4 separate regions of the Homo sapiens genome follow, and regions 2, 3 and 4 are each linked to region 1. The links are chromatin contacts, found by Hi-C or POLR2A ChIA-PET in ENCODE. All regions are on one chromosome and are shown on one strand. The core of a region is the stretch at or near the end of the contact, and the rest is flanking DNA. Distances in the headings are between cores, read along the strand shown. Region 1 has its middle 100 kb from the start of DIP2C. Region 2 overlaps DIP2C (disco interacting protein 2 homolog C). Region 3 overlaps DIP2C (disco interacting protein 2 homolog C). Region 4 overlaps DIP2C (disco interacting protein 2 homolog C).

Region 1 (8,000 bases), core at 2,591-5,090:
TTTCCTTCAACTCTCAGAGCTGGTTCCAAGCCTGACTTTTATTCACTGTTGCCTCTGAACACCTGGGTTGAATCTTCTACTCTCTGCATCCTTTGAACTTGTTTAAAATGTGCATGAGCAGCTGTCCCCTGCCCATTTTACGGAGTAGTGAGGGTCGAAGGAGCCCTTTGAGAAGGAAGCATTCTAGGCCTAAAGTACTAAATTGTTTACACAAATATCACAGATCCTGGTCCACCCAGGCCCTAGTGCTCGGCCAGCATTTGGTCCTGTGACAGAGCTGAGCACCAGGGGAAAGTCGGAAGAACTGTTTAAAAATGCTTAATAGCATGGTTCAAAGTTGTGTGCCATTTTTTCCTCAGACTCGTTTACTTTAAGGAAACAAAGCTATAGAGGGTGAGTGCTAGATGGGAAAACCATGGCTGTGGCTCCGTTTTTGAAGTCTGCAACATGTTACACCATTTCTTCTGGTTTCCAGCCCCTTCTCATCCCATTTATGTTTTATTTGGACTGTTTTTGATACACCAGAAATCAGTGACAGCAATAGAACAGCTGTTATCCAGCAGCCCTGACTTAATTTGACACAGCAGTGACTCAGAGTGTGGTCTTTCGGTGCAGCTATCTCCAACAATAAGCATGAAAAGAAACATTAGAGAGCTTTTAAAACACTTTTATTTTTAAGGTTTTTTTTTTTTTTTTTTTTTTCTGAGACACGGTCTTCTTCCATCGCCCAGGCTGGAGCGCGGTGGTGCCATCATGGCTCACTGCAGCCTCCATCTCCCGGGCTCAGTGGATCCTCCCACCTCAGCCTCCCGAGTAACTGGGACTACAGGGGTGCACCATTACACCTGGCTAAAAATTTTAAATATTTAGTAGTGTTCTGTTTTCTAATTCATGTTATTCCCGTGGATGGCCCAGTCCTGAGGGCCACCCCTGCCCAGTGGTGCTCAAGGCTTCACAAGACCTGACCCTTCCCAGTGAACGCTGACTATACTGGGGCCGAGCATTTGACTGCAACACAGCCAGTTCACATGCTGGTAAGCAGCCTGGGACCTATGCTTGTGAGTGAAGACTGGGCCACCAGGTCTGTATTATCAGGTGAACACCCAGAGAGGCACACAGACCCTGTGTGAGCAGACGTCGTGGTGGGAGAGGAAGGGGCCCCACACAGCTGCCCCGCACCCACAACCCTGATGGACAAGCTGTGCCCACCTTTTTGGGAGGACCGACGCCCTGCAGTCTGATCAATACCCGCAGCTCTTGGCCGTTGGCTGTGTCACAGCTGCCTGGAGGCCTGGCCCCTAGATTTCTGATGAAGAACTGACTTTGAGAACTACTGCTCTACAAAGATGACAATCCAGTTTTATTGTTGACATATCACTAGTGAGTCGGCGTGATCTGTTTGGCAACTAGGTGCCTGCACACAGGCACACATACATGCACACCCAGGTAGATGCGCACACATCTGTGCTCACTCAGATGCACACACAGGCACACGTACGTGCACACCCAGGTAGATGCACACACAGGCACATGTACGTGCACACCCAGGTAGATGCACACACAGGCACACATAAGTGCATACACAGGCACAGACATGCACACACAGGCACACACATGTGCACACACAGATGTGAACACATACATGCACACACGCACAAATACATGTACACACACTGGCAGACACAGGAATGCATGCACGCACTCATACATGTACACATACACATGCATGCACACACTCATAGATGTACATAGAGACACAGGTACACATACACGCACACAGGTGCACACATGCACACACATGCACACTCACTGGGCTGGACTGGGGGGCAGGTGTGGGCTTCAGTGCATCTGCATCTGGATCCTCCATAGCTGTTCCTGGCTCCAGGCTTGCCTGTGGCTCAGTGACTCAGAACCACCTGGGAAAACTGTAAAGCTGGGGTGCTCGGCTCCCTGGGGGTCTGGCCTAGCTGGTCCGGTGGCAGGGTTGGAGTGCACTGGGAGCTCTGCGGCAGACCCTGCACAACTCTGTGACTCGCTGGCAACAGGCTCGCCTTGTCTCGACTCCTTGCCTCGACTCCTGCCTGTCCTTCCTTCCTCTGTGAAAGGCACGTCACAGTCCAGTCCTCCTCAAAGTGTGGCCCAATCCGCATCCCCTGGGTGCTGTCAGAGCTGCAGACACCAGGCCCGGCCCTGTGCTCAGGCAAGTCCCTGAGACAGGGATGCGTGGCTGAGACGCCGACAGACACATCTCTTGGAGGCTTTGAGAAGGAGCCGATGGCTGTCCCTAGCAGAGAACGACCCTTCAACCCAGGCAGGAAGCCCATCTGAGACTCCATGTGCTGGACCCCAGTGCCTGTGCTATGGCGTCTCATCACAGACACTAGTGCGCAGGCTGGTGATACAGATGCCGCGGCCAGCCTGGAAGGAGCCGCCTTGGGGACGAAGATACTTCTGAGGACCCCTGGAGGCCTCTTTCTTCCTGGCCCCTGGCTGGCCTCACCCTTAGATGACGGTGCTGGAGGAGGGGAAGTGCAGTGCAGCGGACACAGATGGTGGTCCAGGTAAGAAGCGTCACCCCGACAGTGCCTGGGGGCCCAGCTCAGGGATGCCTGCTGCAGACCACCTTTCCTAGAAGCTCCACCTGAAAGGTTTTTTTTGAGACAGGCTCTGTTGCCCAGGCTGGAGTGCAGTGGCATGATCTTGGCTTACTGCAGCCTCGAACTCCTGGGCTCAAGTGATCCTCCCACCTCAGCCTCCTAAGCAGCTGGGACCACAGGTGCACACCACCATGCCTGGCTAATTATTTTTGTAGTACAGGGTCTTGCCGTCGAACTCCTAGCCTCCCGAAGCACTGGGATTACAGGTGTGAGCTGCCATGCCCAGCCCTGAATGGTTTTTAAGGCGTGCACACACAGTCTTAGAGCTGGATTTTTCCAAAGCCGGCTATTTCAGCCCTGCTCCACGGGCTCGTCAGGTCCCTTTGACTAGGGGTCTGTGGCTGCCAGAAACAGGTTTGGAGGCCGGGACGTGACCTCCTGCTGAGGGCTGACCAGCTTGCTGGGGAGAGACCCGGCAGGGAGACTCACTGGCCCTACAGCTTGCTGGGGAGAGACCCGGCAGGGAGACTCACTGGCCCTACAGCTTTCCCTGCAGCTGGGCCTGGCGCAAAGCAGCTCAGACTTCAGCCTCGCAGGCCACACCCCTCCCCATCGGTGACTGCTGCCCTGAGTGAGGCCGGCACACGGCCCCCTCCTGCGTTGTCTCCAGGTCTCTGTCCACTGATCTCTATCCTGGCAGCCTCTGCCCTGCCTCGCCAGTGCCTGCTGGAGGTCAGGGGGCGGCTGTGGGCCTGGGCACGTGAGGGGCAGTGACTGTGCCCGCTTGGATGTGTGCATGGAGTGGGCAGTGCAGGAGCCCAGCGAACAAGGAGCATGGGGCTGGCATTTGGCCTGGGAGGCCTGGCGCATCTTCCTCTTCCTGCCCTCAGCGCCTCTGCTCCGCTTTCTAGCCATGTCGCACTCGGGGATAAAACCGAGGACATTTGGGGAAATTCTTGGCATCACGTATTGGAAAGGCAAAGGGGTCCCAGGCTCCATCTTCGGGTGCTGTGGCCTGAACTGTGGAGCTCAGACCTCCCCACGCCCCGGTTGCCTCGTGCAGACAATTGGGCCAGGAGGGGGTTCTGCATGCGGCAGATCCAGCCACTGCCAGGGCACCCAGAACCACGCGCGCAGGTTCAGTGTCAGTGCCAGAGAAGCCCGGCCCAGCCGTCCCTGTCCGTGTGGTTGTGGCTTCAGCAGACCTGCCAGTGGCCAGTGCTGCCTCACGAGGGCGTCTGTGGCCAGGCTCACCAGAGACTGGAAAGTTCCCGGAGGACAGGGGGACGGACACCACGCCAGCTGGAGCGATCTTCTGGTGACGAGGCGGCTCCACCATCCAGTGGCAGCTCCTTGATGTTCTTACTGTCATCGTCCCCAAAAATCCCAACAGAATTCCACGTCAGGAAACAAAAAGGAAAGACACACCCGTGGCGAAGGCCCCAGCCCCACCCCCTGCCCAGATAGACAGCCATCGGCGTGCGACAGAGACCCAGGAGAGGCTCCCTTGCCCCCTGCGTCCACACTGGGTGAGCCTGCAGCGCTGGGCAGGGCACCATGGACACCTGGCGAGGAAACGCAGCGGCAACATCTGCCTGCGCAGCCTGTGGCGGGGGCTGGTGTCGAAGGGCGCATGGGCCTTGCAAAGGGGCCCCAGCCAGCGCCCCCTGGCCCCGGAGCAGAGCTCTGCAAGGTAGGACTTCCCCGCGGCCTCCCAGGGCCATGTTTGGTTTTGCTGCCATTCTGGGAAGGCTGTGTGCCTCGCAGTTGTGCTCTGGGCCGAGTTTGTCTTCCTGACCCGTCACAGCAGCCTCAGCACTTTAATCCCGTCCAACGTGGCAACATCAAGGCACGTCCGTCAGGGGGACCTTTGAGCCCAGCGGGGCCAAGCGGCCTCCCAGCTGGAGCGCACAGAGGACAGCCAAGCCGACGTCCCCCTGCCCCAGAGTGGCCTCTGGAGCCAGCGCTGTCTCGGCAAAACATCACCCACCAAGTTATGTTCATGTTGGTTTTTAATTACATTTGTTTTATTTGCGGCTATTCGGCTTTATGGCGGAATACAAGTCAGCAAGAGCTTGTGCCCAGTTTTATTAAGCTGTTTGTACAGCATAAGTAGCCATTAAATCAAAACCCTGGGCAGTGGCAAGACTTTCGTTTCTGTTAAAGAGGGTCTGTGTGTGATTTCAGTCTGAGAAACACTGGGCCCCCGTGCTCCACGGTGACCACCTGCCACACGTGGGTGGTTTGGCAAGAGAAGCCATGTGGTGTTTCCTCCGAGTCCACACCAGGATGATGGTGCGTTAGCGATATGTGGTCAGAGGACACATCACCGTCAGAATTAACCCCGCCCGTCTCACGTTGCTTTTTAATGTGACTCCCAGGAAGCCTAGGATCCCCTGCGCAGCGCGTTCTGTGTATGGAGCAGCAGCACGAGCTGAGGCTCTGCTCCCGGTCCTTCCCTAGACCCCCTGCAGCTGCTGCCACCCTGGGTGCTGACCCTCCAGCCAGGGGTCTCGGCTTGGGCCCTGCAGGAGCGTGTGGCCCGGTCCCATCACCAGCGGGTCTCTGTGTCCAGCTGCACCAGCTCCTTCGGCTGGGGCCCTCCAAGGATGGCTGGGGCTGTGGGCGGCTCCAGGCCGGCTTCTGCCGTGCACCTGGTTTCTAACCCACCCGGAGCCATCCTACTTCCTAAGCTCTGTCCAGCGCCCAGTGGCTGGCCCAGCCTGGGATGAGGAACGTAACGGGGATGTGAGGTCAGTGTGGGGAGAGTGAGGGGCCTCCCAGGGCGGCTCCCACATCCTGCCTGTCCTGGCAGCCTCCCAGCCAGAACTCCTGCGGGGTGAGTCTGAACTTCCATATGGACCTCCGCCTGCTCCCGCCTCTTTGCCATTCAACCCCCGGAATCTGTGAAAAACAAAATAAAACTAAAACCCAACTCTCACCAGGCACGGTGGCTCACGCCTGTAATCCCAGCACTTTGGGAGACCAAGGCAGGTGAATCACTTGAAGTCAGGAGTTTGAGACCAGCCTGGCCAACATGGTGAAACCCTGTCTTTACCAAAAATATAAAAAATTAGCCAGGCGTGGTAGGGCACGCCTATAATCCCAGCTAATTGGGAGGCTGAGGCAGGAGAATCGCTTGAACCCGGGAGGCGGAGCTTGCAGTGAGCCGAGATCGCGCCACTGCACTCCAGCCTGGGCGACAGAGCGAGACTCTGTCTCAAAAAAAAAAAAAAAAAAAAAAAAAAGCACTAGTAGAAGCTGCCACCAGAGAGAGGCTCACATCCAGTTTTCACAGGACGCAAGAACTTTGCAGCAATGGCTGTGATTTCGCCCGTGGCTGGAGGATGTCTCGAGTCTGGACGCTGCCTCGGTGCGTGCAGCCGGGCTGGTGAGCCTGTTTCCCGCAGTCTGTGCTGCGCCCCAGGGATCTAGCAATGGCCGGCACCGTCCCCGCCTGCAGAGGACCTGGCAGCCAGGCAGAGCGCGTGTCAGCCCCAACACCGCAGACACCAGGGATTTGTTTCTGACAATCTGGAGGCTGGAAGTTCCGGGCCAAGGTGCCGGCCGACCTGGTTCCTGGAGCCACCTCGCGCCTTCCCTCTGCACAGGCAGGGAGCACGTGGTGTCTGTTCTTCTCCTGGAGGCCACGGCCCATGGGATCAGGACCCCACACTCCCGGCTCAGTTACCCTAACTACCTCTGAAAAGGCTGCGTCTCCAAATACCACACGTCGAAGCTGAGACTTCAGTGAATGGATTTGGGGGATGCGGTGCTGCCCGTGGCTGCACCTGTGACAGCTGAGGAAGGGACAGGTCTGGGGTCTGAGAGGAGGGCGGGGTGGTTCTGCAGAAAGTGGGGAGGAAGAGGCAGTGCGTTTAGGTAGGGCCTCAAGGAGCAGGTGGACTCGGCCGCGGACAAGGCGAAGTCATCCAGCAAACATGGAGCAGCGTCGTGTGCGGAGACACAGGGACCCTGGTAGCCTGAGGCCTGAGAGCCGGCTGGGGGCAGGCGTGGGGTGTCCACCCAAACGGCTGCACAGAGGGTCTGAGCTGACCCTGAGGGCAGTGGGCAGTGATGTCAGATTTACATTCAAGGCGGTCTCCTGGGAGAAGAGAAAGGCCTGGACCCCGTGCTGGCCACACCCTTACCCGAGACGAGGACCCCCGCCCCACCCCGCCCCCGCACCACAGGCGCCCATGGGAGTCAGCAGAGGCTGGAAGTCGTGGTTGCCTTTGAGCGGGGGAGGGAGGGCGGGGTGGAGGGGCCACGCTTCCCCCTGCATACTTCCCCCTGCATACTTTGGGGTCTTTGGTGCTGTGCACAGTTCTTGCCTATGAAAAGAGTAAAGTAAGTTAGCTGGGTGCAGTGGCTCACACCTGTAATCCCAGCACCTTGGGAGGCTGAGGCAGGCCTACTGCTTGAGCCCAGAAGGCTGAGGCTGCCGTGAGCCATGATCACGCCACTGCACTCCAGCCTGGGTCGAAGAGCAAGACCTCATCTCAAAAACAATTTTTTTTTCCCCAGGAAAGTAAAAGAAATCAATGACCTTTCATTTCATTTTTAAAAGGAAGAGTCTGCACTTGAGAAATGGCATCCGGTGGCAAGGCTGAAACTTCTTCTTGGAGGGGCTCCAGCTGCAATTCAGTTGGGAAAGCTCCTCGAAGGCCGCCTTGTGTCGGCCATAACGCCCTGCTTAGAGCCCTCGCCCTCCCCTGTCTGTGTGCGGCTGGAGGCCTCGTCCGCCCAGGTGCTCTCCCCAGCCCTCCCTCGGTCCTGTCCTGACCTTAGAGATAAGGTGCCCCTGGACCCTGGAGCTTCTCCCCTGGCCGGCCAGCCCCGCCCGGCTCCATCCTGCAGGACGCCATGCATTGAAATCTGGGGACTGGCCTTCAGGGTCCTCCTTACCTCTAGGCCACTTTGTAGCTTAACATTTGTGGTTCGCTGTAAAGTAAATACCCCCCCACGAGGACTTCCCTAGACACTCAAAGCTGGTCTCGAGGTTCGGATCCTACTCCCAGTGTGTTCTCTGTGGTGAGACCCCTCACCCCCATCAGCCTACTCCGCCTCCCATTTATTTATCAGTCCCCCCTCTCACTTGCACACTGGTAAGGAGCACCTCTGGGCCGGAGACCCCACGTGCTCAGGCAGCTGCCACAGGCATCTTGCTTTGAACAATAAAATTGGGCAGAAATGACTGTCACCTGTGGGGGCACGTCAGAGTCGGCACTGACCCTCCAGGCTCCTCCCAGGGCTGCGCGGGGACATGAAGGAGGGCAGTGTCCTGGGGGCCGATGGACCCCTCCAGCCAGCACGCCAGGGAGGCAGGAGCTTTCGCCTGCCAACGCCCTGCCTTGGGGTGTCTGTTCCACAGCCCACCCTGGCCTGTGCTGACACCCCGCA
Region 2 (8,000 bases), core at 2,964-5,463, 460 kb after region 1:
CCAGCCTATGTAATAAACACTCAAAACTCAGAAACAAGCAACATAAACACGGGCAAGAGATCTGAATAGATATCTCACCAGAAGAAGACATACAAATGGCCAATAAGGACGTGAAAAGATACCTAGCGTTAATTAGGGAAATGCAAATTAAAACCACAGTGAGATACCACTTCACACCCACTAGAATGCTGTCACCGAAAACACAGGAAATAAAGTTGGAGAGCTCGTGTTTTCTGACTTCAAAACTTACACTGCAAAGCAACAGTAACCAAGAAGGTGGAAAAACGAATTCTCATACATTGATAGTGGGAATGTAAAATGGGGAAGCCACTGTTTGGCATGATCTTAATTAAGCAGACTTGCTGCATTGACTCAGCAGCTGCACTCCTAGGAGAAAGGAAAGCGAACATCCACTCAGAGACTTGGTGTAAGTTCCCTGGAACCTCGGTCAACACAAGGAAACAATCCAGGTATCCGCTAGCAGGTGACTGAACAGGTGACGCCTGCCACGTCCACATGGTGGGTGCTTCTGCACAGGATGAGCTCAGAAGCACCTGCTGAGGGAGGGAAGTGTGGCTGTGTGGTAGGCAGTGTCCAGAAAAGGCAAATTTGTAAACAAAGTAGAATGATGACTGGGGCTAGGGCTGGAAATGGGACTGACTGCAGATGGACACGGGATCCCTTTCAGGTGATGGGAATGTTCTAGAGTAGTGACCATTTTACAACTCTTCAATTTTATTAAAAGCCATTCTGTGCTTAAAATGAGTGAAACTTAGGGTATGCAAAGTATACCTAAATAAAGCCGACGGGTGTTTTAAAAAGAATAGGCCGGGTGCGGTGGCTCATGCAGGTAATCCCAGCACTTTGGGAGGCTGAGGTGGGTGGATCACTTGAGGTCAGGAGTTTGAGACCAGCCTGGCCAACATGATGAAACCTCGTCTCTGCTAAAAATACAAAAATTAGCCTGGCGTGGTGGCACACGCCTGTCATCCCAGCTACTCAGGAGCATGAGGCAGGAGAATCACTTGAACCCAGGAGGCAGAGGTTGCATTGAGCCAAGAATGCACCACTGCACTCCAACCTGGGCGACGGAGTGAGACTCTGTCTCAACAATAAAAAATAATAAAGTGCTTCATTGCAGTAACTCAAGTGTGTAGGGAGACCCTGGGCTGGATGGCATGCCTGCTGGCAGACAGGGTATGACCCAGGACCCCCAGGTGAGATGAACCTGTCTTGTTGAATTCCCAAGTTAGGAGAGTTTTCAGTTGTTGGTATATTTTGTCAGGTTAGTAATCTGAAATCATCAAATTGCTAATGTGCGAATGTGTATTACTTACCAAAATGTCTATTTTTATTCTTTTTGAAGTTAAGATCTGAAGAACAGCTCAGGTTCCCAACATTCTCAGAGAATAATGTCTTGAGAATAAGCAACCTGCTCTTAAGTAGGTTTGTCTTGTCCATAGCAGAATTTATTGCCAGTGCCAAAAATCAATTTTGGCTAATACAGCAATTAATCAAAATTTGCTGTATTGAGTGAGGTAAGGGCAATTAGGAAATCATGAGTTGGGTTTTCTATTTGTTTCTGCTGTCAAGATTTGTGTTTTCTTAATGTTGATTTCTTATTTATGGTGATGAGGAGGGAGGTGAAACTATATTTAGTTTTCACAAGTATATTTGAAATTCTCTGGCCAGGAATTCACACTGGGTTCCCAAGCCCGTTGTGTGCTGACAATTCTGACAGAGCAAATCATTAATGCTGATGTGTATTTTTGAGGAAGCCACTTCCAGGGACACTTAGAAATGGTTAAAATGACTTTGGGTGTCCGAGGCAGGAGGATTGCTTGAACCTAGGCGTTCAAGACCAGCTTGGGCAACATAGTGAGACCCCATCTCCACAAAAAAAGTTTTAAGTTAGCCAGTCATGGTGGTATGTGCCTCTAGTCTCTAGTCCCAGTCATGGTGGTACGTGCCTCTAGTCCCAGATACTTGGGAAGTGGGAGGATCACTTGAGCCCATGAGGTCAGGGCTACAGTGAGCTGTGATCACACCACTGCACTCTAGCCTGGGTGACAAAGTAAGACTCTGTCTCAGAAAAAAAGAAAAGAAGTGGTTAATATGGTAAATGTTATGTTACATATGTTTTACCACAGTAAAATTTTTAAAACTAAGATGAAATGGCCAGTTTACAGCAGAGTAAAAATTCGAGGCCTGATATTCACCCCTTATGTGCCTAACCCTGTTCTCAAAGTATTAAACCCTTGGAAAGGTCACTATTTGCTAGAAAGTCGTCCCTCGGTGTCCACGGAGGAGATAGGTTCCGGGACCACTGCAGAAAGCAAAGAGCGAGGATGCTCAAGTCCCTGATATAAAATGGCATCATACGAGCACATCACCTATGCACTTCCTCTCTCATGTTTTAAATAATTTCTGGATTACTTGTAATACCTAACACAATGTAAATGCTGTGTGAATAGTTGTACTATGTTGTTTAGTCACTAATGATAAGAAAATCTACAAGTTAGGTATAGATGCAGATTTTTTCATGAATATCTTTGATTCATGGTTGAAGCCAGGGGTGAGGAACCCACAGACACAGAGGGCTATGTGTCCTTTTGAAAAGAATAAATCAAGCTTTGGAATAAGAATGAGGAAAGAAATGGAAAATTGCCCAAAAACGCCTTTGTCACATTTGCCGAAGAGTAGTTTTTCATACTAAGGGTCCCGTTTGAAATAAATTTTGTTAGCCAACCTAACTTCCTTACATTTCTTTAGTTGGATTCTCTTATAAACAATTATGAAAATTTTTAGATGAGATTGGCTACATTAAAGAACTGGCTTTAGTATTATAGCATAGTAGTTAACAAGGCCTAACTCGTTAATCATAGTGCTGTTTCACTGATAAAATTTTGCGTAGGCCTCTTATGGCAGCTCATGCCTATAATCCTAGCACTTTGGGAGGCTAAGATAGGAGGAGTACTTGAAGCCAGGAGTTTGAGACCAGCCTGGGCAACAATACGAAACCGTATCTACAAAAAAAAAAAAAAAAAAAATTAGCCAGGCATAGTGTTGTGCATCTGTAGTCCCAGCTACTCAGGGACTGAGGTGGGAGGATGGCCTCAGCTTGAAAGGCAGAGGTTATAATGAACCCAGATCACACCACTGCACTCCAGTCTGGGTGACAGAGTGAGACCCTGTCTCAAAAAAAAAAAAAAAAAATTGTGTAGGTTGGGCATGGTGGCTCATGCCTGTAATCCCAACACTTTGGGAGGCCAGGCACATCTTACATGGCCACAGCAGGAACAAGAGAGGATTGCTTGAGCCCCGAAGTTCAAGATGAGCCTAGGCAACATAGACCCTACCACTGAAAAAAAAAAAAAACAAGCATGGTGGTGCACACCTGTGGTCCTACTGACTCAGGAGAGGCAGGAGAATTGCTGGAGCCCAGGAGTTTGAGGTGACAGGTAGCTATGATTACACCACCCTACTCTAGCCTGGGCAACAGAACGTTCCCGTTAATTAAATTGTAAATCTTAGAACGTGATTTATCTAGGATATTTTATTTTAATGTATGGTATCTATTGTGAATTCATAGTAGTAAACAAAATTAAAACCATTAAAAATGTAGTTTTGACAAGTTGTTAAATCCACACTTACCCCATCAATTGATAAAATATGTAATCTATCACTTTTTCATTTCTCTAAATCTGTTCTCTAGTATGAAGGTAAAATTAAAGAATCGTTATTTTTCTCTATTTCTTCTGTTTGGTAATTCGTTGGGATCCTTTTTAGTAAAAATCTGATCTTAAAAAGATTGAGTGACTAACTTTAATTACCATAATTGTCTTTTTTTCACCCTGGCTGTCAGTTTTCTAAACCAGGTATAGGCCTGCTCTTTATTAAATTGCTGTTTGGTAAATATTTTAGGTTCTGTGGTCTCTGACCACTCAGCTCAAAGCCACTGGAGACAATATTTAAACAAATGAGTGGTGGTGGCCCTGTTCCAATAAAACTTTATTTACAAAAACAGGAAGTGTCTGTGGTTTGCCAGCTCCTGTTCTGAAGCTGGACTTTTTTTTTTTAAACCGAAATTTGATCCCTGTGTTTTCTACTAAGAAAGAGGATCCAGTTTGCTGATGTCGCAGGTCTGAGAGACATCACAGCATCACAGCGTTTAGTAGTCTTAAATGTGTGTTCAAAGTGGTAGGAACTGCCCCATGATTCTGTAGTACGTATTTGCTTTTCAGAAGGCTTTCGTGAACATGGTTGCAGTTTGCAGCGTTGGCTTTACTGTGCCCTTCTACAGATGGCAGCACGGGCTGTTCCAAGTCCTCCTTTTCCTTGGAGTCAGTGCTGCCCTGAGCCCTCCAGCCTTGCTGAGCTCCAGCCTTGCTGAGCTCCCGCCCTGACAGCCTCTTCTTTCTCTGCAGTGTGTATTCTGGGCACCAGTCCATCCTGATCCCGCCCTCTGAGCTGGAAACCAACCCCGCCTTGTGGCTTCTTGCCGTGAGTCAGTACAAAGTCCGAGACACGTTTTGCTCCTACTCCGTGATGGAGCTGTGCACCAAGGGGCTGGGCTCGCAAACAGAGTCCCTCAAGGTAAGCAGCTCCCTTGGCAGCTCAGTGCCCTGTGAGCCCACAGGGACTCCTTTCTAAGAAGGCACATCTGTGATGGGGTGAAGTTAAAACAGTCCTCCAAAACAAAGCCTGGGTTTAATCTAACGTCACCTGAAGCTTACAAACTGCCTTTATATGAAAATCTTTTTAACGTGAATATTTCCCCACGACCACAGACAGTAACGAACCAGAATGTAAAATATTTTCAATGCCTGTCATTCCACTGGGTCTACTTGAAAGATCCTAAATTTGATTTTTTGTTGGGTGGATTCAGTGTTCTGAAGTGTTCAGTGTTCAGAAGATCTTAGGTGATGTTAACTTTATTTGATACTGGTGTTTAAGAAGGTAGGTTTGAATTTAGCCGCTCACTTTTATTTTCCCTGGAGACCCTGATTTCTGGGTCTGGACCCTAAGCTCAATTCATTTTACAGTTCAGTTAACAGTGTTGTGTTTCATTTTTTAATAATTGCTATTATGTAAGAATAATAGTATTTCCCTCCATTTAAACCAAGGACATTTTGATACGTATATCTTCATGGTAAATTAAGTAGTCCTTAGCTCCAAGTAACTAGGAGGGAATAATCATCTGACCAGTTTTGATAAAATTTCAACTGACTTTGTACTCTTTGGATGTGTGTATGTCTTTGTATATACATGGATTGTGTTTGTGTTTCTGTCATCTACACAGAGATCAATAACGGAACAGTACATTTATCTGTCCTGCATTGTTTTCCTAATGCATAAAGCTTGGACAGGAAAGCAAAATGCAAGATAACTTTATGTAACATAAGTAATTGTGCAATCATTTTAAGTTTTTATATAGGAAAAAGTTAGCACTATTCATGTTCATCTATATTGTATTAGAAAGTGAGTACATTTTCATGACCTTCCTGTTGGCACATATATAAATAACCAGAATAAAATCATGACATAGTTGAGGGTCAGTATGCAATTTACGTATTCATTTCATCCTTACAATAGCTCTCTGAAATAGGAGCCCTTATTGTCTCCATTTTAAAGCTGAGGAAACTTATGTCATAGAGAAATTAAGCAACCTTTCCAGGTTCTTAGGCTGAACGAACCTGGAGCCAAATTTAGAATCTTTGGCTTCAGACCTGCTGTTGCAGCTGCATGCTGCTTTACCTCTCAGACGTGCGCGCGTGTGAATATGTAATTTGTGTCACCCAGACTTGAGTTTTTCCTGTTTAACTCTGTGTGTACAGTCGTGTCTGTACACTGAGCACGAATGTCAAAGCCAGCTCGAGCTGTGCGTCCTCCTTGCTCAGGACCCTTGTCGGTTGTCCGTGTGCCGAGGCTGCCTTGAAAGGGTTCGCAGGGCCTGACGGTTGGGGTTTTGGTGGCCGCCCCCTTAGCAGCTCTGGGTTCCACTCCAAGACGCAGACATTCACGGCTCGCCTTCACATTCACAAGCCATTCCTGTCGCTCCCTTACTTTCCCTCTGCTCGGCCCAGGTAGTGCCACAGAGTGAGCTGAGCTTAACTCCTTGAATTCCTGTATGACTTTTTCTGTTGTGCTCGGCTGACTGAATTTGGTGTGGAAACTGAGATGTTGTTAATCTTTTGCTTACTGTGGAAACAGACACGCTTGAGAATGAGAAGAAATTCTTGGCGTAATGGGACATAAATGGAGCACTGTCTATGAAGTCATCCAAAAATTTTAGTTTTATATTCCTATATATTAAAATGTAGGTTTTCAGGCTGGGTGTGGTGGTACATGTCTGCAGTCCCAGCTACTTGGGAGACCACAAGGTGGGAGGGTCACTTGAGCCGAGGAGTTCAACTCCAGCCTGGGCAGCATAGCAAGATCCCATCTCTTTTACATGTAGATTTTTCCCGTTCCTCTCCAGTGTGTGTTCTGGTACATCCATGCCCAGAAGAATGTATCAGATGGCTCTCTTTTCCCGAACGGCCTTTCATCGTCTCAGCCAGGAAGTTGCTTTTCCTCAACCTTTTTCCTCATAACAGTTCTTGCTGTGGCTCCAGGTGGTTGTTTGAGACGTGTTTGTAATTCCATTCTTAATCATTTGAATAGTTGTGTGAATGTTTTTTCACCAACTCCTGGTTTGTTATATTGAAGAAGTGGACACAGGTGGCCCTGGAAATGCATAGCTGTGTTGAGTTTTCCAATGTTTACGTGGGGATCTGTGGGAAGGAGTCTCTGGCTCACTCCAAGCTCGACACGTGGGGGCTGACTCGGTTTCTCTGTCATCATCTCCAGGCGCGAGGGCTGGACTTGTCCCGAGTGAGGACCTGCGTGGTTGTGGCGGAAGAGAGGCCTCGGATCGCACTCACACAGTCGTTCTCAAAGCTGTTTAAGGACCTGGGCCTTCACCCGCGGGCCGTCAGCACCTCGTTCGGTTGCAGGGTGAACCTGGCGATTTGCTTGCAGGTGAGATTCGGCGACATCACAGTGCTGAGTGGGAAGTGTGGCTCCCGGGGTGGGTACAGCACAGACTGGCTCCACTCGTCTCCCTCGGCTGATGCTTAGCTACATCCAGAAGAGATCTTTCAGTCACACGCATGCGGTTGGTGCAGATCTCTGTTTCTTTAAACTACAGTCTACGTTCGTATCCATTATTCATAACAAGCATTCATAGGACTTACTCTGTCCTGGAACATTTTAACTTTTGTGACAGGGGTAGCAGTTTGTCCAGACCTCTGCTGTTCGACTTTTTAAAGATTAGATACTAGACAGATGAAGAAACCAGTCCCTCGAAGTACTTAGTCCCACGCGTGTAGACGATCGCTGTAGGAAGAACTTAATGACATTGAGCAGGTTCTGGGATTTGCTGCTGCAATGGCATTTTAGAAACCGCAAAGCCGCACTTCTGGGAAACAGGCGTAAGTGAAGCAGCTCTAGCAAGACAGCCTTGCATTAACAGTGGCTGACAAGCTGCAGGCAGAGCTGCGGATTTCCTTCCTGGAAGAATAAGGGCTTCCCTCTCAGCAGGTGCTGGTGAGGCAAACGGTTGGTGTGCATCCCTCCACCTCCCTCTCCCCACCCCCTATCCTACTTGTGATCCCAGAGTGATTGCTTAAGGTTGCTGCTGGGTGAGCCTCCGAAGGCTCCCTCTGCCCTTTTCACGCCTGTCTAGGTGCTTGGAGTTAGCCACTAGGTCAGAGGAGGGAACCTCCTCTCTTCCCGAGATCACTTCAGAAAAAGTAGCTGCAAAAAGCTTTTCTTGATTTTTCTTTTACTTTTTTGAGACAGGGTATCACTCTGTCACCCAGGCTGGAGTGCAGTGGCGTCATGGCTCACTGCAGCCTCAACCCCCTGCCCCCCGCTCCCAGGCTCAAGCAACCCTCCCACCTCAGCCTCCCACGTGGCTGGGACTACAGGTGCACACCACCACGCCTGGCTAATTT
Region 3 (8,000 bases), core at 3,685-6,184, 420 kb after region 1:
TGTAGAGGACTCTTGTAGGGTGAGGGGATGGTGCAGGGTGAGGGGATGGTGCAGGGTGAGGGGATGGTGCAGGGTGAGGGGATGGTGGCAGGACCACTGACAACACCTGTGTTTTCATTTTGAAGTTTTGATTTGTTTGGGGTCTCTAGGAATTAAAGGCCAGGAGGATAATGGAAAGCCCGGGGATCTGAGCTCGCCCTATCTAGGTAGTTCCGTGTGGGTTTTCTTATTTGGGGAGACTTTTCTTTTATATCTGGTTAGCTCTATCCTTTTTGATTCTTACATCTAGAATAATTCTTTTTCCAGAGTCTTTCATGCTTTTTTCAATACACCAGTTACTTCATTCAAATGAGATCTCCTTTTCCAAATATTAACTTTTATGTTTCCCCATTTATGTCTTCAGTTTCATTATAAACCATAATATTTTAAAGTTAAACAGCTAACTTATAGTCCAGCTTTTAGGTCTGAAGTGCGTTAAAGATTTATAAATGGAAAATTACAGAAACAATGTGTACCTAAATTGTGGTGACTCACTTAGATAACCGTTGAGGAATTGTTAGTTTTCAGGAATGTAATCCGTGATCTTAGATTTTAACTTATTTGTTCGCAAATTCAGTCAGCAGCTATTCATTGCTAGACATTTTCCAGGGCTGGGATGCAGCAGTGAGCAAAACAAACTGTGGCCGCTCTTGGGAGAGTTGGGTCTGAGGGAGGAGGTCGCACAGGTAGTCAGAGGTGTGTGCTGTGGGGTGGGCACACTGGGTGGGGGGTGTTTTCTGAGGGGACAAGAAGTCCCCTGGAGACAGGGAGAGGGCCGTGTGGACGTCTGCCGGAGGAACGTCCTGGGTAGCAGCGAGAACCAGCACAGAAGCCCCAAGGCGGGAGCAAGCTGGGGTGTCCGGCAGAGGAGGTGGGGTGGGCCCCAGCGTGGTGAACGTGTGCGCAGTGGTCTTCTGAAAACTGCCTTATGCGGACCCGTCTTCTCCTGACCCACAATGCATTCTACAGCTTGCCTGCCACCCAAATAGTTTTCCTTAGAACTTGGCAGCCACAATGGCACAGCGTAAATCTTATTTTAGATTCTTATAAAATTGGGCATACGCCCAGGCAGTCTGCATCTGAATTGAGGCTGGACAGTCAGGATTTCCATCATTGCTGTTCAGTGGTTTTGTCTGCATTCTTGGAGTGGATGCACCACCCTCCAGACATTTGCAAAACTAGAAGAGCAGACCGTGGAGTGAGCAGGAGCCGGGAGGAAAGAGAGAGCTGGTCTGTGCAGGGCCTGGAGGGAGGGGAGAGAGAGCTGGTCTGTGCAGGGCCTGCATAGAGGGGGCAGGAGAGGAGCTGCGTTGGTAGTTTACGGGTGTTCTTGGGATTCCCTGGGAATGTAGAGGCGGAAGCAGTAGACTCGCTGCCAGCTGTTCATAAACAGAACGAGCATCCCCTAATGCAGCCACATGGGCAGCCAGCACTGTGCCTGGGGTGCCAGCACTGTGCCCAGAGGTGCCCAGCCTGCCGCATGTGTGCTGACTGCACATCTGTGATTGTGATGGCTTATCTGCTCCTGCATATTCAAGTTAAAAACTGTCATTACAGGCCCACGGATGACAGTAACCAGCCCCCGGGCCGGGGTGTCCTCTCCATGCATGGACTGACCTATGGGGTCATTCGTGTGGACTCGGAAGAGAAGCTGTCCGTGCTCACCGTGCAGGATGTCGGCCTCGTGATGCCTGGAGGTGAGTGTGGGTCGCGAGCTGCACAGATTAACCAGTTATTAAATGCTTTTCTAACACATGTCACCAAAGCCTGCGTTCCCACGTTCCCGCGTTCCCGTGGTGTGCCCTCAGGCTGAGAGCCTCACTCCCAGTCTTCTGAAGTCTTTGTTAGGCTTCAGACATTTGAGGCAGTGTTCCCTCTCCTGGTAGACGATCAAGAAGATGGGGAAGGGCAGCTTTGCACACTGGGACCTCAGGCTGCTCTTCCCTGGAAGGCTTCGGGGCCAGTGCAGGGTCCACACTGGTGCCTGGGCAGCTTCCCTTCCCTCCCCCAGAGGACGTGCCCATCTGTCACCCTAAGGCACTAGCCAGAGTGGGAACAGCCAAGCTCGGCTTCCGCCAAGGCAGACACATGTGAAAATCAAGGAATGTGAGTTTGTGTGACCATGAAACCTGTTTTCAGCAGTAGAGACCTTTTTCCAAGTCTCAGAAGCCTTTTCCACAGATGCATGAGGAAGCGCCCAGCTGCAGGGCCCGCCGTGCCTCCCCACCAGCCCCACGAGGAGCGCCCAGGCACCTCCCAGGAGCCGCTTTACCATTCTTAGGGTGCACACGCTTGGCGCTCAACTCATGGGGTCACAGGCAGCATCAGCCCCTGGCTGTTTGGCCCCAGAAAGGGAACCCGTCTCTTTTCTCAGCTGGGAATCCTGGAGCCTGTGTCTCCTGCTGAGCCCTCCAGGCATGGGGTGTGGGCTCAAGCCCAGCAGGGTAGCCATGCCTGTGCGAGCAGTGCTGCCGCCTTCAGCAGCAGGTGCAGGGCGCCAGGTCAGGTGGGCCTCAGCAGGGACCCTCGCCCCATGGAGTCTCACAGAGGCAGACCCCTCATGCCCCTTCATGGTGAGCTGCGCTAGGGCCAGGCACTCCAGAAGCTGTCTCGCCTTTCTGTTCGGCCTGTTTGGCATAAAAGAAATGAAGGCAGCCCGTGGCTTCCCTCCTCCTCACTACTCCCTGATTCCCTGCGGACGCCCTCCAGCATCCCCGCAGCTCTGCCTCTGCCTGCAGCCCTCTAGCCCCTGTGTCCAGCCCACTCCCTGCCTCCCAGCTGTGGCCAGGCCCCCCTGGCTCCATTTCTTTAATATTTAATTTTCAAATAAATGGAACTGCATGGTGAAATCTTCAAAAGGTTCTGAAGGACACAATGAAAATGCTCCTTTGTGACTGTGAGAACAACCGCGGGCTTCCCAGGCCCCTGTCAGAGGCACCTGGGGCTGTGCAGCAGTGAGAGCAACCGCGGGCTTCCCGGGCCCCCGTCGGAGGCACCTGGGGCTGTGCAGCAGTGAGAGCAACCGCGGGCTTCCCGGGCCCCCGTCGGAGGCACCTGGGGCTGTGCAGCAGTGAGAGCAACCGCGGGCTTCCCGGGCCCCCGTCGGAGGCACCTGGGGCTGTGCAGCAGTGAGAGCAACCGCGGGCTTCCCGGGCCCCCGTCGGAGGCACCTGGGGCTGTGCAGCAGTGAGAGCAACCGCGGGCTTCCCGGGCCCCCGTCGGAGGCACCTGGGGCTGTGCGGCAGTGAGAGCAACCGCGGGCTTCCCGGGCCCCCGTCGGAGGCACCTGGGGCTGTGGAACAGAAGCCTGCACCCCCACCCCGTGTGTGTCCTCTGCCCTGGGTTCCGGGGTTTTCTCACGTCATGATGGAGTACTGCGTACATACGCATGTTTTATCCTGAGGGTCCTTTGTCAGCGCGTAACGAGCTCCGCGGTGTTCTCAAGGCAGCACAGTGCTACCTTGTGGGGGCACTAAGTTTATTTGAGCCCCCCCGTTTGGTGAATTTCCCTCTTTTGCTGCTGCAGTGAGTGACCCCCTCGTGTCTAATGGAAACAGTTCTAGAAGTGGGAGTTGTGTTTCAAAGAGAACTGCCGATGTGATTTTTGTGATTGTCTTTTCGAAGGTTGTGAAGCTGTACCCTGCCGAGCGGTAAGCAGCAGCACTTCTTTCTCCACTCCTTACCCACCGTGTTACCTGACTTTTGTTTTTACCAATCTGATGGGTGAAGAATCTTTCAGTGTAAATTTAATGTGAACTTTTTTTTTTTTTTTTTCTGAGACGGAGTCTCGCTGTCGCCCAGGCTGGAGTGCAGTGGCGCGATCTCGGTTCACCGCAGGCTCTGCCTCCCGGGTTCACGCCATTCTCCTGCCTCCGCCTCCCGAGGAGCTGGGACTACAGGCGCCCGCCACTGCGCCCGGCTACTTTTTTGTATTTTTAGTAGAGACGGGGTTTCACCATGTTAGCCAGGATGGTCTCGATCTCCTGACCTTGTGATCCGCCCGCCTCGGCCTCCCAAAGTACTGGGATTACAGGCGTGAGCCACCGCGTCCGGCCTTAATGTGAATCTTTCTTCCTGTGAGTTTAACTTATGTTTCCACTGTTCTGTACTCCAGCCCAGCGGGTGCCGGCTGTTTTAGGCTCTTTCTAAACAGCTCAGCTGTCACTAATGCACACTCCACCCTTCTGAAGCCTGAGGCTCTTGGCTCCCTAATCAGATTTGTGGATTGCAGTTGGGGGGTATGTAGGATGTTGTTGGGCAAAGCATGAAAGTGTTGGTGGCACAGACCAGTGAGAACTTATCAGCATTGAACCGTGTGCAAAGCGCTCCAGTGGTGTTCTCGGAAGGGCTCACCTTGCACGGAGTGTGAAATCGAAGATTCAGATTTCCATAAGACATTAGAGGCTTGATTTGCAGAGGTCAAGTTGCACCACGTTGCTGATGTCTGGTGTGGCAGGTGGTCCTGATGTTAGTTCTGAGGTTCCTCCCCATATCTAAATGGCAGATGATGTCACGCCCCTAAATACAACTTGCGCATTAACATTAAAGCAATTGAAATATTTATTGATGTTTCAACTATGAAATTTGACATGTTGCTGCAACAGGAAAACTCATGGCTCTTTAGGGAAAATGAGTGCCTGGCTGACTACCATCCGTGCAGTTTTGCTCCAGACCCCATTCCTGTTCACTGGTGTCGTTCATATTCGCGTCTTCCCTGTTTCCTTTATTCTCCCCACCTGCCCCCTCTCACACTGCATGTGCTTTCCTGTTTGCTTTTAGCCATCATGTGTTCAGTGAAGCCAGACGGGGTTCCTCAGCTGTGCAGAACGGATGAGATCGGGGAGCTGTGTGTGTGTGCAGTTGCGACGGGCACGTCCTACTATGGCCTCTCTGGCATGACCAAGAACACCTTTGAGGTAGGTGGAGGAGAGTCTTACCATGGGCACCATCTGTGGCTCCGTCTCCAAAGAGCCCTTGCCAGGTGCATAGTGATAGACGTGGAATGTAAGATCCATTTTAGCAAGACGTGTTTATATGAATGAAAACGATGGCACTTTACCACTTTTTATCGCTTTTGATAAATTTGTTTTATCAGCATTGTTCTGACCTTATAACCAGTGTTTAAAAGAATAAGCATGCTTTAAAAAGGATCCTTTTTGTTACTTTTCTCACTTTTACTGTGAAAAGTGGATCATTATTGAACGTGCACTTGTGTGCGTGAAGGGCCTTGCCTGGGGAAGCCAAGTGGAGCCCCTTTACAGCCCCTTGGCCTGGGCTACACGTGGCCAGGTACGAACCCTCGCCTGGGGAAGCCAACTAGAGCCCCTTTACGGCTCCTCGGCCTGGGCTAGATGTGGCCAGGTATGAACCTGTGAGAACTCGAGCACACGTGTATGTAACGATCTCAGTGGCACAAGCAAGTATGCATGTGGTGTACACAGATGCGTGTGTAATGTGCGTGCATGGGGCGTGTGCACAGATGTGCTGTGTAATGAAGGGCTCAGACACACGTTCAGTGCTGCAACTCAGAACTCTTATCTTTTTACCAAGTAGGTCCTGGCCTTAGAAGTAGCACAACATTTAAGTTATATGTAAGAAAATATAAATTGTTTGGGGATACATTTCCTAAATGTTTAGAACTTTTGGTTGTTGTTGAGACAGGGTCTTGCTCTGTCACTCAGGCTGGAGGGCAGTGGCACGTTCACAGCTCACTGCAGCTTCAAACTCCTGGGCTCAAGCCATCTTCCTGCCTCAGCCTCCGAGTCACTGGGAGTACAGGCGTGTGCCACCACACCTGAATAATTAAAAAAAAAATTCTTGTGTACATATGGGGTCTCATGCTGTTGTCCAGGCTGATCTCAAACTCCTGGCCTCAAGCAATCCTCCCATCTTAGCCTCCTAAAGTGCCGGGATTACAGGCATGAGCCACTGTTGCTGGTCTAAATGTTGAGAACTTTGGATGTGGCTGAACAGATGTTACAGTACCTGTCTATGATAGCTTTCTTGAGTGTGAATTCAACTTTCTAAAATATCCCTCGAAACTGAGCTGGATACAAATCTAAATAAAAACTCCATCTCCGTTTCTCTGGTTTATCTGCAAGGGTGGAGGAAAAAAGAGGGTTAGAGTTTGAACTGATCTGATTTGCTTCCTTAATATTTTTCTTTTCAGCATACTTCCAACAAGGGCAAATAACATTTTATGAATGAAGAGAGATTACTTTAAAACTAACAGACGTTGTTTAAAATGTACCTTGACTCTTCACTCGTCTTTTACATTGTGGTTTTGTAAACCAAGTAATCAGTTACTGCTGATTGGCCTCCTGTGAGACTTCTGGGTGTTATCTGTTCAGGGTTCAGAGGCAGGAGGCTCCAGCAGGTGAGTGGAGGTGCAGGAACGGATGGGGTCCTGCTGAGGTGGGCAGGAAGTGCTTTTCTGCCTCGAAGACTGTTGGCCACCAGCGGTCACTGTGACCTCGGCCCTAGGGCAGGGTTGCTGGGGTGAAAGGCAGAGCTTAAGCAAAGCAGGTGCCGTGCTCCCAGGAGTAGCGGCGAGGATTAAAACCAGCTGACCACATGAACAGTGGCCTGATGGATGCTGTTTCCCCCAGGTGTTTCCCATGACAAGCTCCGGGGCTCCGATCAGTGAATACCCATTCATAAGGACAGGCTTGCTGGGGTTCGTGGGTCCCGGAGGCCTCGTCTTCGTGGTGGGCAAGATGGATGGCCTCATGGTGGTCAGCGGGCGCAGGCACAACGCCGACGACATCGTGGCCACTGCGCTGGCCGTAGAACCCATGAAGTTTGTCTACCGGGGAAGGTCAGTGGCGTTCTGCAAATCAAGCATATGGTTTCCGGTCGGCCATATTTTTTATGTGGTTTTGAAGGGTTGAAAGTTGCACAGTTTCCTTAAATGTATTGTGTCTCCGTTTCCTCTTCCATGTTATTGAAGCAACTGGACTCTGACCTCTGAGATTTAATCCAGTTCTGAATGTCCAAGATTTTATAGAAATTCCCTGAGCTCCATAAATATATTTCCATTGAACTTCCCCTCTAAGTATAATAGAAATATGCATTAGAAAACTTATTTCTGATAAATAACTGCACAAATTAAAGATCCAGATATCCATCGTGGAGCGGGTTGGAGAGACCCAAGGACAATGGTTCAGTCACAGACTTGTGTGAGTGCAGACGCTCGCCACCTCCCCGCTCTACCAGTTTTCTTCTCCCTGCCTTGCCTGGTGCACAGTGGAGGCTCCGTGATGAAATAAGTTGCCACGGTTCCTGAGTTTTTGCCAATCTGGAGGAAGTCATAAAGTGTTTTAGAGCCTTTTTTCAGTTTGGAAGCTGATGGGAGCAGGAAGTAGATACCTGGATATGATGTTGCTGCCTTTGAATTATCTTTACAGCTACAATCTCTTTTACTGGAGGTGACTGTGCTGTGCTGACAGTATAAGGCACATACACTTAGCAGAAAATCACTAGTTCTGAAACGGCAAATTTCTACTGATTTGGAGACCGTTAACTTCACGGGTGCAAACTCGAGCTGTGAAGGGTGTGACTCCCTAAATTTCAGCAGGTCTGATCATTGCGCATTTGCCCCTCTGTACCGAAAGGCGCAACCTGGTCACCAGAGCCCGCGGGTGCTGTGTGTGGCCTCCGTGGGGATCAGGGTGACCTTGCCTCGGCAGCATCCCTGGGCGCCTCCCACAGTTCTTCCCGTACTGATGAGTGTGGGGAAATTCGGAAGTACAGCGGCCGTTTTGAAGTCGTAGTTGGAGCTGTGTCACTCACTAGTGATGGTTATGGAGCCCCTGATGGCGGAGGGAGGGCTGCATGAGCGTCCCCGGCGCGTGCTCACCATGCTCCTGTGTCCCCGCAGGATAGCCGTGTTCTCGGTGACCGTGCTGCACGACGAGAGGATCGTGATCGTGGCTGAGCAGAGGCCTGACTCCACGGAAGAG
Region 4 (8,000 bases), core at 1,385-3,884, 370 kb after region 1:
CACACACCGACATAGAAATCAGCTGCATGGGTATCTAACACACCGATGTAGTAGAAAAATCAGAGCCCACAAGAACATCTCAGGACTAACAAGGGCTAAACATACGTCACACTGAGACTCCTGAGAGCCGCACAGGCCCTCAGCATCCCCTAGGAAACGCGGCCCTTGTTCTCTCACTTTGTGGGTGACACAAGCAAACACTTGGTTTCTTCCCAAACTGCTGTGTAGAGGAAATGGGTCAGTGTGTATTTGTCTGAGATGACAGTGTCAAACATCTTATAGCATGTTTATATAAGGTGTGTTGGATGAAAAACTCATTATGCTAAAATAAATGGTTTATTATCTGAAACGTGGTTTAACTTCTCAAGAGTGTATCAAAAAGTCATTGAACAACTATTGAGACTTACGTGAAGTAAATCTGTGTTTGGCGAGGGACTGAGATTGTGGTGCACGTTTTTGCTGCAACATACAGCAAATCACCTTTCTTCTTACACAGATACCTCTTCTGGCTCAGAAGATGAAGGCTCAGTGCAGGGGGACTCCCAGGGCACCCCCACCTCCAGCCAGGGCAGCATCAATATGGAGCACTGGATCAGCCAGGCCATCCACGGCTCCACCACGTCCACCACCTCCTCGTCCTCTACGCAGAGCGGGGGCAGCGGGGCTGCCCACAGGCTGGCGGACGTCATGGCTCAGACCCACATAGGTGAGCACGCTTCACGGTGTCTTTCTGTGCCTGTTGTGTAAACGCCTTTGTGTGTGCACATTCTCTGTTTGCATCGTTGCAGCGGAATCCCTCGGTGGAAAGAGCACAGAGCTCCTCTGGCCCCTGGGGTGCTTTGGCTGGATTGTTTCTGGAAGCTGCTTTACACTTCTCATGCCCAGGTCCCTCCCACAGCTGCAATTCCAGGGGCCTTGTTCCTGGGGAATCCTGCAGCCGTATCCGCTCCCATCTTTTCTTCTCACTTATGCTCCTACATGAAACCTTAACAGTCCCAATCAACAGGACAGGGTTTTAAATGTGCTCGTCCTGACCGTGGGAGTCATTTAAGGAAACGAGGGCTTTAACCACAGCTGCTTGACGCTGCTGTCTGCCACAGGTGTTCAGACTTCTTGGGGGCCGGCACACTGCTTTGTGTAGGTTCTATGACAGGGAGATACTCTGTATGAGAAAAAGCACAAAGTTAGGATCACTGCCCTATGACGTTTGAACATGCTGTGGAAAAGGAGTAAAGTGAGAATTATTAGAGGAAGAGCTGGCACGTGGGGAGCGGTGATGGGCCTCACGTCGCTCTGCCTTTGAACGGTTCAGTAGTAAATGTTTTTCATCAAGTACGGGACTTGGGTTGAATAGGGTTTTGTGTGTGTCTCCATTAAAGCAGTAACCGGAGACGACTGCTTACCACGTCGCCGATAACGGAGCTCGAGCCACGGGCTCAGACCCTCCCGGTATCTCAGCTGCCGCAGGAAAACCTGATCCCTGAAAAAATCATCAGTGGGAAGCAGGTGCACGTCATTGTGATTAAATAGCCCACAGACACCCCAGAACCCCAGAATGTTCACTTCTAGATCACTGACTCCTTTACGCTCAGAGGCGTTTTGGATTGACTTGGGTCTCAGCCCCTTGGTCGCTCACTGAGACTTAAAGCGTCGGCCGTTTTCTGTCTGGAACAGGAGTTTGCTGGCAGGAGAGCTGGGTCTGTCTCACTTTTCCCAATAACTGCTGCTGGGATCTTGAAGTCAGTTCTCCTGCTTTTAGGCTTTTGGTGAGGAAAAAAATGAAAAAAACCATTTCTTTTTTCTCTCTCAGAACTGTTGTGAGTATAAAGGAGAAAATAGAAATACTCTGTAAAAGTTTGTAAAGTAATACTCAAATGCAAAGCAGTATTAAACTTCAGTTTAACACAGTTTCAGGAACATGTACACTGGTTTATGTGAATTAATAACCTGTACTTGAAATCACAGTACGTTAAACAATGAACAGGAATGTGTGACTGTTATTTTTTTTTGTAATAAAATTCCATGTGTATATTGGATCCCAGGATAGTGGCTGAGGCTCTGCCAGCTTTATCGGGCACCTGAACGGGGAGGCCAAACACCATCTCTGCCACTTGGGGGAAGCATTTGTATCCTCGGATTTTATTCAATTTTAAGGAAATGGGCAGAATCTTACCAAGGAAAACACATATTTTTGAACAAGTGAATCACGGCACTTGGCCTCCCTTTGCGGGTTTACCCTTGCAGTACTGGAGGAAGTTTTAGTACAAAGAATGTATCCAAACTATGAGGGGCTCATAACTCATGTACATCAAGGCTCAGTGTGACCCAAATGTAACTCTCGGGTGACCACATTCCGGTAATTTCTAATTAGGCACAAAGATAATCTTCCTAGACTATCTGGAAATTTTCTGTAACTTTGAAATTTTTTTGGAAAAAAAGCAGTGGCAAAATAATGAAACTTAATCAGAAAAGGAAAAATATTTTCTGTGGCAAAACAAAAGAAGTAAAAAGTCAGATTTGCACTTGACCTTGTGAGATAATCAGAAGCCTACAAACAGGAAAGTAGCGTGTGTGATCGTGCGTCTGCGTGCGCGTGAGTGTCCTAAGGAGTCCAAGCACAACAGATGGCTGAGTCACACTGGCCGATCCCTCCGGCAAGGGACAGAAGTGGAGGCTGCAGAGGCTGCTTGTGTCCGAGGGGAGAAAAGCCCAGGGCTGCAGACTCAGGTCACGGAGTCTCTCAGAGCTGGCCACGCTTCTACTTGCTGTTGAAGCAAAATCTCAAGTCCTTTGTGGATTTTTTCCACCAATTTAATTATGCCGGCAATTAAGTAGGGACATCTCACATGTATCTTAAGAGTCAAGCCAATTTGGCATAAGATAGGAAATCCCATTCTAGTTTTCTTTTTCCACTGCTCTACCCGCTGTCCATCTACAAGCTGTGTCCAGCGTTTTCACACCTCGGAGCTGAGAGGAGGCCTCCCAGACGCTACCATCCAAGTCCGCTGAGGACTTGAGGGGGTGTGTGTTGGTTCTGCAGGAAGTCGGGCCTGCCTGCCTCCAGGTGGAATGTCGTGGCACTGACGGGCGGTGTGGCGGGCCCTCCCCTTAGTTCTTGTCTTTTCAGTCACGGGTTCCCAGTGAACGGCATTGCCGAATCTACTTGTGACACCGGACTGACACCGTCAGGAGGGGCCGACGCCGTGTCCAGGCAGCTCGGCACCGCCCACCCGGCCCGATTCTCAGATCACAAAGCAGCGTCCTGTCACGGCCTCTTCTGTGCCTCGATCTTCTGTGTCCTGTTTTTGTGCGTTCAGTTGATTTCGCCGTCTAGACGGCCTCCGGGCACGGTGCGGACATGGGCAGCGTCCGGTGAAGAGAGGCTTTTGGGGATGAGCCCCACTTTCAGCGACACAAAGTACCGCCCTTCTGTTGCGTGGGACAGTGGCGGGGTGATCCTGAAAAGCTTCCATCAGAGGAGGATTCAGGATCGCGATCCGCATCGTGGCGCCCGTCATCAAGATTCTGGGTGTGACGGGCGTCATCAGTGGGCTGCTTGGCACATCTTCCTCAATGCGTTATTCATTAAATAGAAAAGCATGCTTTTCCCCATTCAGCCACGTACGGCTTAACTTTATCTCCAGGGGGTGCTGTAAGAGAAAGAGCTCCACGCGCTCATTGGCCTTACACGATCCTTAGTACACATTAGGGTGTAACGTGGTTTTTTGAATGACTGTTGTTGTTTGTACTAAGAGAAATAATAAAATAATAGTTCTTGATGTCTCCCCCTTTTATGAAGAAGATCCTATGAACTGTATACGTGTTAACTCACATAATCCACCCAACTACCCTACACGGTCATGGCCATTACTGTTCCCATTTGACGAAGAAACTGAGGCACGGAGAGCTTAAGGGACATCCCAAAATCCCCAGAAGTTTCCAGAGCCGGGTTTCCAATTCCAGGCCTTTGGCTGCGTCGACTGTGGCAGACAGGAAACAGGACCCCTCCGTGAACACACACAGGGTTCCTGACGCCCTGCCATTGCCAGTCTAACGTTATTCTAGTTAAAATGCTGCTGACATGGCTCCCGTTAGGAAATTACGTCTGAGGTTTTACCGAACTCTGCTCCATTTGCGGCAACATGAGTTATGCTGGGGTCCCCCTTTGTGCTGGATGTGTGTGGCAGATGCGGCTGAGATCGGCTCTGGCTTTCCATGGCACACCCAGGGTGAGCACCTGTGCTTCAGTCTCTTCCTGGGCTGTGGCTTGTTCCACCTTCAGAGCAAACATCACAACCACCAGAAAATCTCATGATGTGTTTCTTTACAGAAAATCATTCTGCACCTCCTGACGTAACCACGTACACCTCAGAGCACTCGATACAGGTGGAGAGACCGCAGGGTTCCACGGGGTCCCGGACAGCGCCCAAGTACGGCAACGCCGAGCTCATGGAGACCGGGGATGGTACGTCCCAAAGGAGAGATGCGTTTTTTTCTGGTAAACGGTTTGTGCTGACGTCCCGTTCCGTGCCCATGACTGGATGTGTTTCTTCCTGGGGTACAATCGGTTCTGACAAAGCCAATTTATCAGATCTTCGGGAGCCTCTCATGGAAGGTGGCCTAGCCACAAAAATGCAAATATTCTCCAAGTGAGCCCACAGTTATTCCTTGTAGGAAAAATGTAAATGTTGTAGGAATTTAGTCATGAGAAGAAAAAGAAATTTTAGAATTTGCTGCCGTTTTTGCTGCTGAATAACGGTGGTTCAGCAACTGAGAAATTCTTGTACAGGTGTGTTAAGACCATGAACAGTCACTTAGAAGAGCAAGATGAAGTTAAATGTACAACAGAATTACTGTCAGATGGGCTGATATGTTGCTTTAGACTTTGGAGGAAAGAGGGTCTTTTTATCCACGTTGGACAGAGATATCGGTGACTTGGTAACAGGCTGTGGCCGAGGGCTTCTTCCTTCCTTCTTTGTGGCCCAGTCTTGGTATATTCTGACTACAGCGGCTGTTCGTGTCACTCAGCCCCTATTCCATTTAGGTCTCAGTCCTTCCCGAGGTCATAAAAGTCAGGGTAGAACCTAGCGGTGAAATACAATGCCCTTGTGTGAAGCTGCATGGAGCAGCCTTGGTATGCTGTCATCTTGCGGTGCACGGGACTCACAGGCGGACAGGGAGGCCTATCAGAGCCCCGACAGGCACAGTGGACAGGGAGGCCTATCCGAGCTCCGACAGGTGGACGGGGATGCCTATCTGAGGCCTGACAGGTGCAGTGAACAGGGAGGCCTATCGAAGCCCTGACAGGAACAGGTGGACAGGGAGGCCTGTCCGCGCCCTGACAGGTGCAGGTGGACAGGGAGGCCTGTCCGAGCTCTGACAGGTGCAGGTGGACAGGGAGGCCTATCCGAGCTCCGACAGGTGGACGGGGATGCCTATCTGAGGCCTGACAGGTGCAGTGAACAGGGAGGCCTATCGAAGCCCTGACAGGAACAGGTGGACAGGGAGGCCTGTCCGCGCCCTGACAGGTGCAGGTGGACAGGGAGGCCTATCCGAGCCCTGACAGGTGCAGGTGGACAGGGAGGCCTATCGAAGCCCTGACAGGAACAGGTGGACAGGGAGGCCTATCCGAGCCCTGACAGGTGCAGGTGGACAGGGAGGCCTGTCCGAGCTCTGACAGGTGCAGGTGGACAGGGAGGCCTGTCCGCGCCCTGACAGGAACAGGTGGACAGGGAGGCCTATCCGAGCCCTGACAGGTGCAGGTGGACAGGGATGCCTATCCGAGCCCTGACAGGCGCAGGCAGACAGGGAGGCCTATTTGAGCCGACAGGCACAGGCGGACAGGGAGGCCTATCCGAGCCCTGACAGGAACAGGTGGACAGGGAGGCCTATCCGAGCCCTGACAGGCGCAGGCAGACAGGGATGCCTATCCTAGCTCCAACAGGCGCACTGCCACATCCTCACGTGAGGCAGAGCCCAACTGTGCCTTCGTAAGTGTCCAGTTAGTGCGCTTGAAATCGCCCTGATTGCCAGTGCGATGACTTTTCCTGGAATGCCTTTTGGTGTCATTATTTGCTTTAGTTCTCTGATGAGTTCGTCTTTACTAAATTGGCCATTTTTGTTATTCTTGTCATTTTAGTAACTTTGTCGTCTTTCAAGTCTGTACCTTTGCCTTTGTTCCCCAGGTAAATCCTGCGTGGTGTGTTGTGCTGTCTCGGCGTGTCATAGCCTCCCACACCAGAATCCCACAGGGGCCCTTGCTGGGAGGGTGATTCTGGGTCACACCCCAGACGTCATGAGCTAGAAGTTCGGGGGTCCCTGAGGCAATTCTGACATCTGCCAAATTAAGCTTGAGAATCGTTGGCCTGGTGGAATGGTATGATTCATCTGAACCAAATTAGTTGGGCTATTTAATGGGAACATACTATGTGTGGATATTGAGAGTTCTGGATTGTGTGTTTTTCTGTATTTTCAGAGATATGAAATATTTAATGTCTCAATTCTTAAAGTGCTATAGAGCATTTTGAGACTACCTATTAAAAAATCTTGATAGAAAAAATTTCCTTGAATTCTGTTCTATTCCCCGCAAATGTTGAAGTCTGTTTTTTATGGTCCAGTGCGGGGGCGAACAAGGGCTCTGCCTCAGGTGAGGGGAATGGACTGCCAGCTGCACCTACAGAGACCCCTGCACCGTCCAAGCCCACAGCTCTGGGTGATGGTTTCCCAGGTCCTGCCGGCCTGCAGCGTGTGCCTGAGGAGGACGCTTTTGATCTAGTTGTGGCATCAGCGTCTTGGTCCTCTGTCTTGTTCATTTGATTTATTTATCTTAAAATTTGAAAACCTTGACTCTTTCATTGATCAAACCAGTTGATTTTCAGAATGGTGCAGCATTCATTATAATTAGCACAGTATTTTAAAATGGGGCTTTTCTCGGTCCACTTGGATAGGTAGGGGCTAGTATTCTGTTACACAAAAATTTGAATTTAGAGACTTTAACTTCTGTGCTTTAGGATGCATTGCCTGTGTGTGGGCTGAGCTGCGTGGGTTTGGAACGCGTGTGAGGAGCTCAGTCTTTATTAGGAGTGGACAGGGCTTGGGCGTGGTGGTGCTGAAACCTGAGCCCGGGGCTGTGGGATGCTGGGGGTTCCAGACGTGACTCAGCGGCCCGATGTTCTCGTGCCTCCATGAGGCTGAATGCTGGTGTGAGGCTGAATGCTGGTGGTCTCTGGAGAGATAGACGCAGGGAAGGACTTACTGCTCCACGGATGGTCTCACCCTGTTGAGAAGAGGGGGCCTGGGGCAGTGGGAATGAGGAGTCTGCCCTCTGCAGGTGACAATTCTGTCCTGAGAATCAGAGCTGGGGTCAAGCAGGTGTGGCCCTGAGGCTCCTCCCAGCATGACCAGCAGAACAGCACATCCTGGAACGTGGTAGACATTCGGGTCCGATGTATCTCTGTCCGGTCTCCTGCCTAGCCACGGGGCTACCGTACAGCATGATCACCTCGGGCCCTTCCCAGGATCGCATCTAGGATGCAGCCTGTTGTAGCCGCGCTGGGGAGGGGGCTGTGGGACTGTGGGACTGTGGGTGCTCATTGAAGCTGTGATGATCGCTTTCCCCACCCGCTGATTCCTGTTTTTCAGGAGTACCAGTAAGTAGCCGGGTGTCAGCAAAAATCCAGCAGCTTGTCAATACCCTCAAACGACCGAAACGACCACCTTTACGAGAATTCTTTGTCGATGACTTTGAAGAATTATTAGAAGGTGAGAGAACTCTTTACCACACGTTTCTTCCAGATGCTCCTATGGTCCCGTAAACAATGATATTTTTTTCTGCAAGGCTATTTTACTTTTTAAGAGCAGTAATCGTGGCATTTGCCGCATGATGGGAACCCAGGTAGGGAGCGGGTGATGTTCCCAGGCAGCCTTGGTGTCGGCAGGTCTCTAAACCTGGTTGTTAGTCGTCCTCTGTGGGAGTTGATTTTGTTCTGTGACCCAGGTCA

The links. A loop is a pair of places that touch in the nucleus more often than their neighbours do. ChIA-PET counts read pairs that join two places held with the same protein, here RNA polymerase II (POLR2A). Pooled maps may share reads with other maps.
Region 2: a loop to region 1 is called in a pooled map, with 2.5 times the contacts of the local background. The contact joins two enhancer-like sites. A Hi-C loop is called at or near these places in 3 of 50 pooled maps. POLR2A ChIA-PET finds 5 or more read pairs at or near these places in 2 of 52 experiments (A673 and OCI-LY7).
Region 3: a map of transverse colon shows a loop between it and region 1 (2.3-fold over the local background). The contact joins two enhancer-like sites. A Hi-C loop is called at or near these places in 2 of 168 maps with a recorded cell type or tissue (sigmoid colon and transverse colon) and 4 of 50 pooled maps. POLR2A ChIA-PET finds 5 or more read pairs at or near these places in 1 of 52 experiments (activated CD4-positive, alpha-beta T cell).
Region 4: a loop to region 1 is called in a map of Caco-2, with 2.8 times the contacts of the local background. The contact joins two enhancer-like sites. A Hi-C loop is called at or near these places in 1 of 168 maps with a recorded cell type or tissue (Caco-2).

Annotation. Positions count from the first base shown.
Region 1 is chr10:785,436-793,435 of GRCh38, reverse strand. No RefSeq gene overlaps it. Among named protein-coding and RNA genes, the nearest start is that of DIP2C, 100 kb to the right of the region's middle. RefSeq lists a cis regulatory region at 4,462-4,475 and enhancers at 4,397-4,541, 4,837-5,758. Within about 2 kb of position 3,840, at least 7 of the 41 ENCODE cell types and tissues checked have a DNase peak (open chromatin) inside an H3K27ac peak, as active enhancers do.
Region 2 is chr10:326,029-334,028 of GRCh38, reverse strand. It overlaps DIP2C (disco interacting protein 2 homolog C), which reads left to right. Exons shown (of 37, transcript NM_014974.3): 30 at 4,428-4,596; 31 at 6,853-7,023. Among named protein-coding and RNA genes, the nearest start is that of ZMYND11, 190 kb to the right of the region's middle. Within about 2 kb of position 4,213, at least 19 of the 41 ENCODE cell types and tissues checked have a DNase peak (open chromatin) inside an H3K27ac peak, as active enhancers do.
Region 3 is chr10:363,230-371,229 of GRCh38, reverse strand. DIP2C (disco interacting protein 2 homolog C) reads left to right here. Exons shown (of 37, transcript NM_014974.3): 18 at 1,597-1,736; 19 at 4,819-4,955; 20 at 6,648-6,856; 21 at 7,919-8,000. Among named protein-coding and RNA genes, the nearest start is that of ZMYND11, 230 kb to the right of the region's middle. RefSeq lists enhancers at 1,137-2,076, 6,235-7,434. Within about 2 kb of position 4,934, at least 2 of the 41 ENCODE cell types and tissues checked have a DNase peak (open chromatin) inside an H3K27ac peak, as active enhancers do.
Region 4 is chr10:415,530-423,529 of GRCh38, reverse strand. It overlaps DIP2C (disco interacting protein 2 homolog C), which reads left to right. Exons shown (of 37, transcript NM_014974.3): 5 at 497-706; 6 at 4,331-4,465; 7 at 7,642-7,761. Among named protein-coding and RNA genes, the nearest start is that of DIP2C-AS2, 210 kb to the left of the region's middle. RefSeq lists an enhancer at 6,809-8,000. Within about 2 kb of position 2,634, at least 3 of the 41 ENCODE cell types and tissues checked have a DNase peak (open chromatin) inside an H3K27ac peak, as active enhancers do.